Regions from separate parts of the Mus musculus genome. Here all the other regions are linked to region 2. Evidence: chromatin contacts called from ENCODE Hi-C or POLR2A ChIA-PET data. All regions are on one chromosome and are shown on one strand. The core of a region is the stretch at or near the end of the contact, and the rest is flanking DNA. Distances in the headings are between cores, read along the strand shown. Region 1 holds the start of Afap1l2 (actin filament associated protein 1-like 2). Region 2 overlaps Afap1l2 (actin filament associated protein 1-like 2). Region 3 overlaps Afap1l2 (actin filament associated protein 1-like 2).

The links. A loop is a pair of places that touch in the nucleus more often than their neighbours do. ChIA-PET counts read pairs that join two places held with the same protein, here RNA polymerase II (POLR2A).
Region 1: a map of left cerebral cortex shows a loop between it and region 2 (2.0-fold over the local background). The contact joins the promoter of Afap1l2 here to the enhancer-like site in region 2. A Hi-C loop is called at or near these places in 2 of 37 maps with a recorded cell type or tissue (T-helper 17 cell and left cerebral cortex). POLR2A ChIA-PET finds 5 or more read pairs at or near these places in 1 of 5 experiments (Patski).
Region 3: a loop to region 2 is called in a map of left cerebral cortex, with 1.9 times the contacts of the local background. The contact joins two enhancer-like sites. A Hi-C loop is called at or near these places in 1 of 37 maps with a recorded cell type or tissue (left cerebral cortex). POLR2A ChIA-PET finds 5 or more read pairs at or near these places in 1 of 5 experiments (Patski).

The regions. Positions count from the first base shown.
Region 1 is chr19:57,006,917-57,011,292 of GRCm38, forward strand. It overlaps Afap1l2 (actin filament associated protein 1-like 2), which reads right to left and starts at 1,659. Exons shown (of 19, transcript NM_001177797.1): 1 at 1,235-1,659. The coding sequence starts at 1,250.
Region 2 is chr19:56,971,565-56,976,313 of GRCm38, forward strand. The region is part of intron 1 of Afap1l2 (actin filament associated protein 1-like 2); the gene reads right to left. Among named protein-coding and RNA genes, the nearest start is that of Gm38597, 3.9 kb to the right of the region's middle. Within about 2 kb of position 2,793, at least 1 of the 3 ENCODE cell types and tissues checked has a DNase peak (open chromatin) inside an H3K27ac peak, as active enhancers do.
Region 3 is chr19:56,927,191-56,931,600 of GRCm38, forward strand. Afap1l2 (actin filament associated protein 1-like 2) reads right to left here. Exons shown (of 19, transcript NM_001177797.1): 6 at 2,866-3,071; 7 at 1,059-1,238. Among named protein-coding and RNA genes, the nearest start is that of Gm38597, 48 kb to the right of the region's middle. Within about 2 kb of position 2,464, at least 1 of the 3 ENCODE cell types and tissues checked has a DNase peak (open chromatin) inside an H3K27ac peak, as active enhancers do.

The DNA.
Region 1 (4,376 bases), core at 409-2,908, 34 kb after region 2:
GAGAGGGGCTGTGGCCGCCAATATTCGAGACTGCATGAGGGCAACTTCAGCCTTTCCCTCACAAACTGACCAGATTCCATCAGAACTAAGACAAGACCTCCCGGATAGACGGGGGAGAGAGGCTAAGTGATTTCTCCTGGCGCTCCTCCCCTACCCCGCTGACTCCAGAGCCCTGACCCTGCATTCACAGGTGAGTCACTAAAAAGACTACGTTAGGAAACTAAAGCCTGCCCGCACAGTTCCCTTATGTGAGTTCCATAAATAAGAAACCATAGAGGGAGATCGAGATTCCTTGGCAACCTGAGCGTTTGCCTTATTACCCTCCCATGGGAAAATAAGTGCAGAGGCAGAATTTCCCCTTGCAGGCTTAACTTAGACAACCCCTAAAAAGAGCGAGTACAAGACCCTTTTCCCAGAGGGAGGCATGTAGGGGCGCACCGACGCATCTGCCTCAGGGGCAGCACCTTGAACCCCCTTTTCAAAGGACCTACTATCTGAGGTTTCTGGATTCCAGCCCTGGGGCTCCAAAACCCTTCGGGCATATCCGGACCGGCCCTCCCACCATGGTTTGGCCAAGATCCCTGGCCAGAGCCAAATCCAAGCTCGCTCAGCTGCCAGGACGCCTACGGGCGCTCCACCTGCTGGGCAGTCCACTGGGCTCCTAACTCACACCCCCCCCACGCAGCTTTGGGGTGCAGGATCCGCAAAGGGCATGGCGAGGCAGGTTACAAAGTGGTAGAGAGACGGACCTTGTCAAGAACAGAATAGCACGCCACCCCACCACATTAGGAGTTTTTTCTGCTACCGGACAAGACTTTTCCGGGAATCTGCAAGAAGCCCCTCAACAAGGCAGCATCCATAGAAAGAGCCCTACAACTCGCCCCTTTGCCCCCAGCAGCCCCTTACTGTTGAGACCTTACTAGGGCCCCCCTCGACTGTAGACATCTTTTCCCCAAGGCAAACTGAAACTGGGGGTGACGGGATGGCTCAGGACACACCCTCGGTTCTCCAACAGGTGAGAAGCCTCACTTTGACCTCCAAGCAGAGACCTCTGCCCCAGGGGCCCAGGAGTATCAAATAGCACGGACGGCATTCTACGCCCAGAAGCCCACCGCCCTGTTCGTGACTCCTCGGTCGCCCTCTCTAGGGCTGCGGTCCCTTGGGCGTAGACTGTCCGTTCTGGACACCTGAGTCCGGGATACCCGGAGCAAGTAGGTGCGCCCTGCGCCCTCACCTTTGTAGCGCTCCATCCCGGGCACGGTGTGCGCTGCTATCGGCTCCGCGCTGAGTTCTCCGCGCTGGACTCCGCGCTGGGCTCCGCGCCCCCGCTGAGCGCTGGCCCCTCCCAGTGAAGTCACGCTCGCCGCCCGACCTCCCGGAGTGGCCGCCGCGCCCCTAGCCCTCCGATCCTGACTCCACCCGAGCCGCCCTGGACCCCGCCAGGGATCTCCACAGCCGGTCAGGACAATCAGCGCTCTGGTCCTCACGCACCCCGCACTGGGCTCCCCGTCCCGAACGCAGATCACTTCCTCCAAGTTGGCCCGAGGGCGGCGGCGCGAAAGAAAGAGCCTGGGACGTCCTCAAAGCCCGGGGAAGACTCCGGGAACAGCGAGCTCCCGTAGGTCTCCACCAAGATCTGTTTTCTCCAGTGTTGAGACTGCGAACCCAATGCCGGGAGGAGGAGACTGAGGGCCAGCGGGGAGGTGGAGACGGACCTAGAGCGCCTCCTGCTTGATCCATCAAGCCAGTGCGCCCACATCCTGGGCCCTCCTGGATTAGCTCCTTGAATTTAGAAGCCGCTGGGGGCCGGCTTTCAGTCCACCTTGCCTGGCACCTGTACATCGTGCACACTTTAGAGCACAGGAAATGACCTCCTTGTAGCCTGCTGCCTGAGCCCAGATTTTATGGGCGTCTTAGCCTAGGCTTTCCTGAGGAGGATTACAGTGTCTGGAGCCTCCTCAGCAAGCCTGGTCTTCAAGAAAAGATGGCACCTGTCCGAGGTTATTTTCACCTCGGAACACATTTAATCCTTTTCTTTTGATTCCCTCCAATCCTTCCAAATTCCTAAATCCTCTCCAAAGATTATGGGGTTTTTGTTTGTTTTGTTTGTTTGTTTTTGGTTTTTCGAGACAGGGTTTCTCTGTATAGCCCTGGTTGTCCTGGAACTCACTTTGTAGACCAGGCTGGCCTCGAACTCAGAAATCCGCCTGCCTCTGCCTCCCAAGTGCTGCGATTAAAGGCGTGCGCCGCCACGCCCGGCTACGTTTTCTTTTAAACTTTCGGATTTCACTTTTTAAACCATGCTTGGACTCTCGACAAAGGCCCGGAATATACACTTAGGGAAGGTTTGTTGTTTTCCGAGAGCCCCCTTCATGCTTCCTTGGAGCAGCAGAGTCAGCTTTGATCTCTGCAGATCTTCCGCCCAGCGATCTGCACAAACACTTTTCCTAGTTAGAGCAGCAGCTCACGTGAACAGAGCCCTCCTAGCCAGCCAGGAGCCTCGCTCAGGGCTGCAAAACCCCAGCCTTTCAGTTTGCCCATTCACCCTGAGGTAGCAGGTCGCTGTCTGTCTCCTGTAGTATAAACAAGTTTAGGGGGAAGGGGGTGGACAAAGTCACATGGGAGGAGCCCTAGGGATGCCTACTTCCAAGTCTTATGTGTGTAGGTCAGAGACCTCCACATGCCACATGCACATGAACACACATGCAAGTACACACACACACACACACACACACACACACACACACACACACACACAGTTGGCAGCAAGAATGGGCATCTCCCAAGAGAATCAGGGTAGGAAGAGGTATTCCGCTGGCCTCCTGTACAGTAGCCCTCAAACAGTCGAGCAGCTGTGTTTCTGCCTTAGTGTTCTCATTCCTACCCCTTTCTTCCTCTTGCAAATGGCCCAGCAGGGCACACACCCTCCGTTCTGTGGTGGTTCCAGACTACTCTCAGTGGAGCCCTGGGTTTTCTTTGAAATGCTCAGTATTGGAAAAGAAGCCTCAAGTCTGTGGTCACTGGTCACTTTTGGCCAGACTCCTGCCCTGCCTGCTGAAGCTGAGTGAGCAGGTCAGGCCCCACTCAGCAGGGCTTCCGAGCTAACCTTCACACTGAAGGCTGAAGAAAGCTTGGCCCTGGCTGACACCCCTAGGGTTAAAGGGTCTCCACTCTACAAACGAGCACACAAAGAAGTGAGACTTGTGTAATTTTACAGAGTCAGGACACAAACCAGGCAGAGCCCAGGTTTCCTGACTCCAAATCCTACTTCCCTCACAGCCTTTACCTCAGGCTTTCCTGTGACATTAACTGGGCAGTGCTGTTCCCCCAAATCCTCTGACACCTGTTTCTGCCCTTCAAGAAAGCATGGCACCCCCTTCTAGGCCAGCAAGGCTCTCGTCCGTGTCTTGCCAAGTTCATTAACCCTTCCTTGTCTCCAAACTGGTTATAGCTTCCCTGAATCCTCTCCAGACATACAAAATATTAAAAATGCAGTTCAAGTCGATCTAAACCTGCAATTCACAACCCTTTTCCAGAACAAAACTGAAATGGCAGAACTACCAAGAGGAACTCCAGGCAGCCAGCCCTCCCTGTGGTCTCCTGGGTGTTGTTGAACCTCTCTGCCCTTGGCAACTTTGTAACTTTCACAAAGGAAAGGCACTGAGTTTCTGTCAGACACCTGGAACCAAGAACAGTGCTGAATCCTATATCAAACACCATTGATATTTAGTGTGCTAACCAAGCCAGCCACAGAGAAAAGCTTATACTCCACGGACATGGTGAAGAGAGAGGACAATACAGGGCCTGAGCGGGACAGAGTCTGATCACAGGAATTCATCGAGCTACTCAGAATGGCAAGATTGTTTGAACCTGTGAATTACATATTTCTGGAATTTTCTATCCAATATCTTCAGATTGCAGAGAGTTTAATAAAACTGTTAAAAATAAAATCACAAGTAAGGGAGTGTTATTGTAAGTCCTAAACTAATTATTAGCAACAAAGATGTCTTGTCTTGCATTTGAGACAGAGTCTCATGTAACCTGGTTGGCCTTATACTTACTATGTAGCTAAGGATCACCTTAACTCCTGATCCGCCCGCCTCTGCCTCCCAAGTGCTACATTGTCAGGAGTTTGGGGTTTTGCTTGTTTTTCCCCAACCACAAAGAGGCTTCTCTAACTGAGGGGCCCAGGAGGGGGTGTCCAGTGGAAGGTGTTGCTTTATAAACCATACCCTCATTATGTGCACGGCAATTCAGGAGGCCTCTCTGTTTCAGTGTCAATCTTAAGTACTTAAGTAACTTGCTCACCGTCAGAGGTGGGCAGGGGCCAGGCAGTCACCTTACAGCAGGCTTCTGACAACAGCTCTGACCCAGGC
Region 2 (4,749 bases), core at 1,543-4,042:
GAATAACGAGGTCCTAAGGCCAAGGCCTAGGCTCCTCAGATGAGAGGACGGAAGCTCAGGATACAGAGAATGGGTCACGACTGACCTCAAAGATTGGAGTAGCTCGTCAGAGCCAAGCAGCAGCAGGAAACAGCAACCTTCTTCCCCTTGTAAACGCTGGGAGAGGTGAGGAAAAAACAGCCCCCTTAGTCGGGCTAAGAGCCTGGCCTTGCTGACTCCCAGACTTTGGACTTCCAGGACTGTGCAGGAAAACATTTTGTTGTTTAAATCATTGTGGTGCTTAGGTATGTGGTCCCAGAAAACCAACCTTGGCCTTTACACACACACACACGGACACACACACGGACACACAAACACACGGACGGACACACACGGACACACAGACACACATGGACACACATGGACACACACACATGAACACAGACACACACACACATGGACACAGACACACACACACATGGACACACACGGACACATGGACATACACACATACACGGACACACGGACACACACGGACACACACATGAACACAGACACACACACACATGGACACACACGGACACACACAGACACATGGACACATACACACATGGACACAGACACACACACACACACACACATGGACACAGACACACACATGGACACAGACACACACGGACAAACACACACACAATGGACACACACGGACACATGGACACATACACACATGGACACAGACACACACACACATGGACACAGACACACATACACATGGACACAGACACACATACACACACAAACACACACACACACACATGGACACACACGGACACATGGACACATACACACATGGACACAGACACACACACACATGGACACAGACACACACACACACACATGGACACACACGGACACATGGACACATACACACATGGACACAGACACACACACACATGGACACAGACACACACACACGGACACATGGACACATACACACATGGACACAGACACACACACACATGGACACAGACACACACACACATGGACACAGACACACACACACGGACACATGGACACATACACACATGGACACAGACACACACAGACACACACATGCTGAGCCTTATGGGACAAGGGCAGAATATCAACACATGGCTTTAGGAAAATACAAAGAGCCCTTGGAAGGACCAGACTTTTAGTGTGTTTCTGGTTAGAAAGAGTCTATTTTTCCACCTGATTATAACAATTTGATTGTGTTTAAAATCAGTCAGGAATTCCAAACATCCTGGCTAGGCACCGTCCTCCATTTTTGCTGTAACTGTTAACAGCTCTCCTAGAAAACAGAGTAAGAAAGTGTGGCCCAGGGAACCCAACAGGTGTCACAGGACAGCTGCTCAGAGATCCATGCAGAGCACCTGGCTCTGGCCTGTTCAGATGGCCTGTCTCTCTCTCATGGGGGCATCAGGAACTGAGCCTGTCACACATTCAGGTCCCAGAGCAGCAAGCTGGGGACACAGTGGCTTTGTGGGAGCCAGGGAGAAGCATAGCTTGGTGACATGCTGACTGAGAAATTCCAAGATAGGAGCTGGGCCTGACGAAGCATGCCTATTGTCCTACTGACCACTCAGGAGGTTGAGGTGGCGAGGTTGTGATTCTGAGGCCACCCTGGACTACACAGAGTCCATGTCTCACAAAAACAAAACACAAAAGAAACTCTGATTTTTTTTTAAAGGTCTTTAAGCTTGCTGGCCTCCCAGACCATGGTTAGCATAGTCTGGGTGATAGTCACAGTGCTCTCATGTGCCACTACTATACATGAACCAGAATTCCTGAACCCCTCAACGACATACAGTGCTGGATAAACTCTTTTCACTTTCTAAGGAAGCGGTCTTGTTGTGTTGCCCAAGCTGGTTTCAAACTCAAGCAAAAGTCTTGCCTCAGTATTCTGGGTGGTAAGGTCTGTAGGTGTGTACATGTATGTGTGTGTATGTGCGTGCGCGCATGTGTGTACACATGTGTTCATGAGTGTATTCACACACGTGTGTACAGGTAGAGGCCAGAGATCGCATAAATGTGCCTTCGTCTTTTGAGACAAGGTCTCTCCTTGAATTCCCACAGTCAGAGAGACTCTGCTGCACGTGCTGGGCAAAGTGCCCAGGAACTCTCACCTCCAGCAGTGGGTCTGCAGGCATGTGTCACCTCCACTGCATGCGTGTGTGTCTGCAGGGGTTTACATGGGCTCTAGGGGATCAGACTCCAGTCTTCATGCTTGTATGGCAGACACTTGAACTGCACCAATCCTCCAGTCCAGCTTTGACAACCACTATCCAAATTAGACAGATTCACTATCCAATCTTAGAGTAAAAGACCCTAAGCACTGGGCTTTTCCTTAAGGTACAGAGATTACAAATTGAGCTGAAATCAAACCCTAGATCTCTGTCCAGGCTATCTGCTCTTCTTGCTCAACATCCATTCTGTCTCCCAGAATTGACCCTGTTCCGTTCATACCACGGAAGGGACAGGACTGTCATGAGACAGCCTGCTATGTCCAGGCTCACTGTATTTCCTTTACCTTCAAAACAACCCTGCACAAAAGACAGAGATACACCCACATTACAGATGTGGAAACTGAGGTGTCTGAAGAAGTATAGGCCTTGTGCAAGAGCACAGTACTGAGGTGACACAGAACAGACTGTGCCAGGACACCACAGATAGTGCCCTGTCCCCACAGGCTCTGGCAGCGTTGCTGACGCATCATGAAGACATCCTCAGAAGCAGCTGCCACTGTGAGCTAACTAAAGGCCACAGAGCGGACAGCCAAACTGTCACTTACAATCACTGTCCCAGTCCCTTTCCCAAGTGGACATTCTCCAGGGCTGCCTGCTTCTTCACTACTGGCTCAGCAGAGGCACAGCTGTGACAGCCGCTTGTCCCTTAGCTCCTGCTAGTGGTTGGCTGGGGGAGGGGCCTGGTCATCACTCTTGATGTAAACCAGGGTTTCACCCAGAGGCCTCCACCCAGTAGGCCTCTGCAGCTTAACTCACAGAAATGTACTCTCTTCCAGGCCTGCAGGTTGAAGTTCAAAAAGGCTTGTCAGCAGGGCCATGTCCTCTCTGAAGACGGGGGAGGATCCTTCCCTGCCCGTCCTTGATGGAAACTGATGGTTGCTAGTATGCCTCGGCTTCCAGCCTCACGACTCGGGTCTGCCTGTTGTCCTGGGATGTTTTCCTTGTGTGTTTCTGTGTCCAAACTGTTCTCTTCTTCTAAAAAATACCAGTCGCTGGATGAGGGCCCCTCATCCAGCACGACACAATCTTAAGTTCATCTGCAGAGACTTTGTTTCCAAAGTTAAATCACATTCCAAGAGCCAGGACCTGAGAGTATCGTTCATGTTTCACAAGGAAGATGAAAAGCCAAACACAACTTAGAATCAACCATCCTTTGTGTCTGCCTTGAGCTCAGCTCATGTTGCTGAGTCTACACAGCTGCTGCCCAATGCCAATTTGTTGAATGAATCAATGAATGAATGGATGGATGGATGGATGGATGGATGGGTGGATGGATGGGTGGATGAATGAATGAACAGAAGTAGGTATTTTGAAGGGCATTTTGTAAGAAGCCAAAAATCAGGAAGGGTAAACTGAGTCCCACCACTGAAGAATCCGTAACCCAGAAGGAAGAGTTGACTCACTGTTCTGCACTCTGTTATGTCACATGACCAATATTCTCTAGAGCAAGAGAACGTGGTGAAGGATTATGGGAGAAGGAAGACGACGACTGTGTGAATGAATGAAGAGCGTTCCAAGAGATAGAAAGAGAAGAGCTGAGAGGGAGGGGTGGCTGCGCATGTATTTCAGACAGACACACAATGAAGACATGACCTCAGTAACAAGCAGAGACAGCCAGGCACATGGGTAGAACCTTGGCTCCCCAGGCGAAACCGTCTAGTTGGCCATGAGAAGTCACAATGGCTTAGAGCAGAGACCAACAAGAAAGCTTGTAGAGTCTGGAGTTAGCTGCAGGGGGCGTGTGTGGTAACACATAGTGGACAGAAGCTGACCAGCAATCTGAAGCCTCCCTTTGATTCCACTCAGCCACAAACTCAAATCCACAGCTCTCTGGCACAGGCTGTCTGGGGAGCCACTAATGCTGGCCACAACTCTTAGTGAGACATAGTGTACAGGGCCAGCAGCCTGAATCAGGGTTTCTACATTTTGGGCTTTCAATAGGAGGGAATCCCTTCTCTCCTGTCAGCATGCTCATTCATTAAATCATAACCATTCTGGCAGAGAAAACAGCTAAGTTCTCCAAGTACCGCTCAGTTTGGTGCTAGACAAATAACACACGCTGAAGTGTCTGGGACGTATCTTGTCCTTTTCCACTCTCAAGCCCGCATATGACCAGAAAGTCCCAAGCCATGTAGTCTGTCCAGGAAACCCAGAGTGGTTAACAGTTTAACCTGCAGAGCAGCACCAATGCAGTGACAAAGCTGAGGCACTCGCTAGGACCCCATTTGCAAGGTGACCATCCAGTAGATCCAAATATATCAGACGTTAACTTATTAGGAAGATGAGAATAATGTAAATCTATGTAGAGATCTCATATAGGAACCAATAATATTCAGAGCGCCATCTGAAAAACACCACCTGGTCCTCTGGGGCTTTTGGCTGTCTTCAGTTGCCACTGATGAGCTGAACCCCATTCTCAGCTATGACCCCCCCAAAGACTCGCAGTCCTTAAGCACCCCTTCTCAGCTCAGGTCTCTGTAGA
Region 3 (4,410 bases), core at 1,214-3,713, 45 kb before region 2:
GTATACCTGCATGCTAGGCTTGACCCTTCAGAGTCAAATAATCAATCAGGAATCCTCCAAACTGCACATCTGTCTGGACAATGACCCCTTCTGTTCTACATGACAGTCTAGAAAGGACTGAAGCACTGCTCAGACCCTCCTAGGAGACTGGCTTGGCCAAACTTTTCTAAACATTTAGTGGTTTCACAGAAACAGCCTGTCGGCTTCAAATCTAGGGCATTCAGCCCATGGGGTGACCAGTACCCCCCATTTTCAGTCATATTTTAATGGGTCCCTTCAGGGTCTTTTCTGGCTTAGTCAGGAGAGGTGAGGTAGCAGACACAATGCCACAAACAGCCACGATGGTTGACCAGGTGGCAGGAAGGAATGAGAGTGTGGCTCTGGCTCTCACTGGGATCACCAGGGGCTCTGGAGGGCTTTGAGACCTTGCCGAACCGAGTCTTTTCTTGCTTCAGACAGTGTACTTTCTGGACCTGCTATGCTCAACATCTTTAATTAGGCAGGGAGCCCCTCCCCAGGTGCTTCCTCATTAAAGCTGGACTACACAGTAGCAGAGGTGTTCAGATACATCTCAAGTGGCAGGGCCCAGTGCCATGAAGACTGTCCTAAATCCAGCTGCGATTCATTTGCCAGGTGACACTGCCTCTGTCCTCTGAGCCTTAATCTCCAATCACATAAAACAGGCTCCCCAAAATTGCCCAACTCCTTCCAGGGTTAAATCTGCTCGAAGGCCAAGGTCCATGTGGGTATCACAGATGCAGCGAATATCGACTTTATCATGGGAGAATGTGATGCCTCTTCAGAAGAAGACAGCAAAGAGATTCCAACTACATACCCCACAGCCCTGGCTTCCAAGAATTCAGACTAAGCAACCAAGTGTGGTGTCTGGTCCATGACACCAATTGCCAATACCCAGAACGCTAGAAGCTCTGAGTGCCTGAAAGGGCCCTTTCTACTCCCGACCACATCATCCGACCCTTTAGAAGAAGCTGGGAGGCAGAACTCCAGGGGCCCTTCCCTCGAGCACTGGAGGAAGCGGCTCGGCCCATCCCACTTACCCGAAGCCACTGCTCAGCTTGGTCCTTGCTCTGCAGGCCCAGCACGATAACGTCAGCGTTCATCGGTGTGATCTTGAGCTTGTGTCCTTTCTTCCGCACTTGCTTCTCCTTGTGCACGACGCTGCTGCCCCGCAGGTTCACGTCCAGCTGAGGACTGTGGTCTTTGGACGATTTGTAGCACTGGAAGAGAAGGGATGCTATTTTGTACAGTGGTAGATTCTGCAAAGGAGAGACCCTTGGACACTGGAGTGCACCCCTCTCCTGCGTGAGCCTGATCTTATCTCTAAGTCATAGGGCTGGATACCCTAAGCAGGCCGGGGGCTTTAACCTCCATCAGTCTCAGTCTGTCTCTATGTCTGTCTGTCTGTCTGTCTGTCTGTGTCTCCTCTCCCTCTCCCTCTCCCTCTCCCTCTCCCTCTCCCTCTCCCTCTCCCTCTCCCTCTCCCTCTCCCTCTCCCTCTCCTTCAAGCTCTTTGTTCCTGACTTTGCCAGGGATGTTCCAGGACTTGCATTATTCAATGGTTCTCTATTTCTCTGGCCTCAGAGCAGGGGGCTCCTCAAATACAGCCGTGTGCCACTTAGTGACGTTCTAGTCAGTGATGGAGTGCAGTGATATACAGTGGCTTCCTAATCTTGTATCCCTCAATGGCACAGTTGTCTTTGTTTGAGTAAGAACAAACTATGACACTAACTATGACATCACCTAAGGACATGTTTCTCAGAACGCATTACCTAAGTGACACAGGACTCTCTGTCCCCTGTAGACAGGATTCACTTCTCCACAGTAGGACACATGTTTATTCTATTTCTCTACCTCTCTGCATGCCTTAGCTTTTTCAGCAGAAGATCCACTGGGCAGGAAAGCCAAGCTATGGTCTAGCTTACCAGGCAACAGAACTCTAAGGAAGGGACCATCATCCTCTATCAGAGAAGACATGTTGCCCTTCGGTCTCTTGTTGTAAAATGAACAGCAAGGCAAGATGACCCAAAACAACATCTGAACTGAGGTAGACATATTGTGACCAGAGGAAAGATATTTATAAAGACCGTGTGAGATTATAGGTCAGGGCACAAAGCTGTCTGTTTTTGTTCTGTTTTTGAGATAAGGTTCTGCTGTGATGCCCAGTCTGCCCTACAGTCCTGAGACCCAAATTATCTTGCCCCATACTCTAGAGCAGCTGACCGACCACACCTAGTGAATTTTAATTTAAAATGTCAGGAAATGGGGCTATTGTCAGAGTCCAGTCTCTGGTTCCTCTACAGGTTTTTGACTTAGAATGGGTGGCTCTGAGTTTTGTAATTCTTGGGACAGTTCCAATAGTTCTCAGCTTGCTCAGACCAAAGCAGCAGCCAGAACTGGGGCTGGAGCTGAGCTGAGGAAGCCACTGGGGACGATGTAGCTCTCCAAAAAAGGAGGATGCACAGAGGCCATGTGTTGGCACATGTCTGTGATGCCAGCCCTAGAGATGCTGGGGCAAGAGGGTGACAAGTTCAAGGCCTGTCTGGGCTGCATGGCGAGACCCTGCCTCACCCCTGCCCCTGCCTTAAAACAAGCAAGATGCAAGGGATGGGGTGGGGACAGCAACTTTCCTGCTATGAGAGTTTAATTAAAAACTACTCTATCTTCCTAATTCAGGCAAAATACATTAATCTTCATTTGCAGGATTTTGAACATTATCTTAAGCTAGGGAAATGTTAAACTCTCCTGATATCAAAGGTTCTAACCTCCCCCAGTGTCTTATGGGGAGTAAGCCCCCTCTCCCACAGCCCCTCCCCCCATACCCCAATAGAGAAGATAAGGACTGACCAAGAGCCTGGTGTCCCTGATCACACAGAGCTGCTTGGCCCACTGGCCTAGCCACTTCTTGCGCCACAGGAAGGCACAGATGCGGGCATCACGCATCAGCTCAATGCTGGCCTCGGGCGAGGGCCACTGGTAGGGGGCAGCCTTGCCTTTGCTGTTCTCGTCCTCATCGTAGGACTCGTAGGAGCTGCTCACAGCCTCTCCATCCTCTGCAAGGAAGATCCACCCAGTCAGTCAGGGCCCAGCTGGGCATGAGTATCTATCTGCACATAAGCAACATGAAGAAGGCAGCAAGCAGAACAGCTGGAAACCCCAGGCTGCCACCGCCCCAGCCCTCCCATCCTTGAAACAGCTCAATGGCTTTCCATCCCAGCCCACTTGAAGAAACTTCTCAGACGCTGACTCGGACTGTCTTCATCAACTCCACCAATAACCCCAATGAGCTGCAACCGCCCTGCAGATGAGCTGCACCCTTGCCCTGTGGGCCTCTGGCTCCTCGGCCAATGGAAATTCCAGCTTCCAGGCTGGGTCTACATCTTCCCTAGGTCTAGGAGGGGTCTGTCTCTTCAGAGGGTGGGGGGGGGGAGAAAAAAGGCCACATAAGCCATAGCAGAAAGTGGCTTTTCCAGAAGTGGCTGTTTCCCATGTTTAGGGCATGGTAGTACATAGTTTTAACCTCAGTATTGGGGAAGCAGAGGCAGATGGAGATCTGTGAGCCCCAGGCCATCTTGGTCTATACAGTAAGCCCCTGTCTCAAAAGGAAAAACAACAATAACAAAACACTGTCCTGGATCCTGGTCAAAACCCTTCTTAACAATTCTGTTCATTCCCCAGGTCATGGTCCCCTCACCTACTTGGAACTGCCCTGGGCTCCTGGGCTGGGCTCTGTCTCTCAGCTTCTCTTACTACCAGCCAGAGGAAACTTTGCATTCTATCTTAAAGACTCCCTAAGCTCAGCTCAGCACAAATTATGAATGATTTAGTGCACACTTCATCTTCTTCCAAGTCTAGTTCATATTCCTACTGTCCTGCAAGTGTGGTTCTAATCTCCAGCCTCACTGCTGTGTTTAAGGCCGACAAAAACCATGTTAAAAAAAAAATCAGTCTACTTTCTACCCATACACCCATCCATGTGTGCATGCATGTATCCACTGCCCCATGCATCAATCTATGTGTGCATGTATGCATCCACTAGCCCATGTGTCCATCCATGTGTGCATGCGCATATCCACTGACCCATGCATCCATACACGATGTATCCAACTATCCATGCATCCATGGATCCATGCATCCGTGCATCTGCCCACTCATGTATCCATTGCCTATACATCAACACATTCATCTAGCCATCCTTTAGAACATATTATGGGAAAGAAAAGGTGACTCTGGATTCCAATGGCATCCCCTATCGAGATCTAGTGATCTTGATATTCTGCCTGAATTCCTAGTGAACAAGGAGTTCAATGTTCCCCTATTCCTAGACACTCCACTCTGATCAGAAAAACATGCCCCGTTGCTGCTTCCCCGAGCCCTCCAAATAGTAGTTCC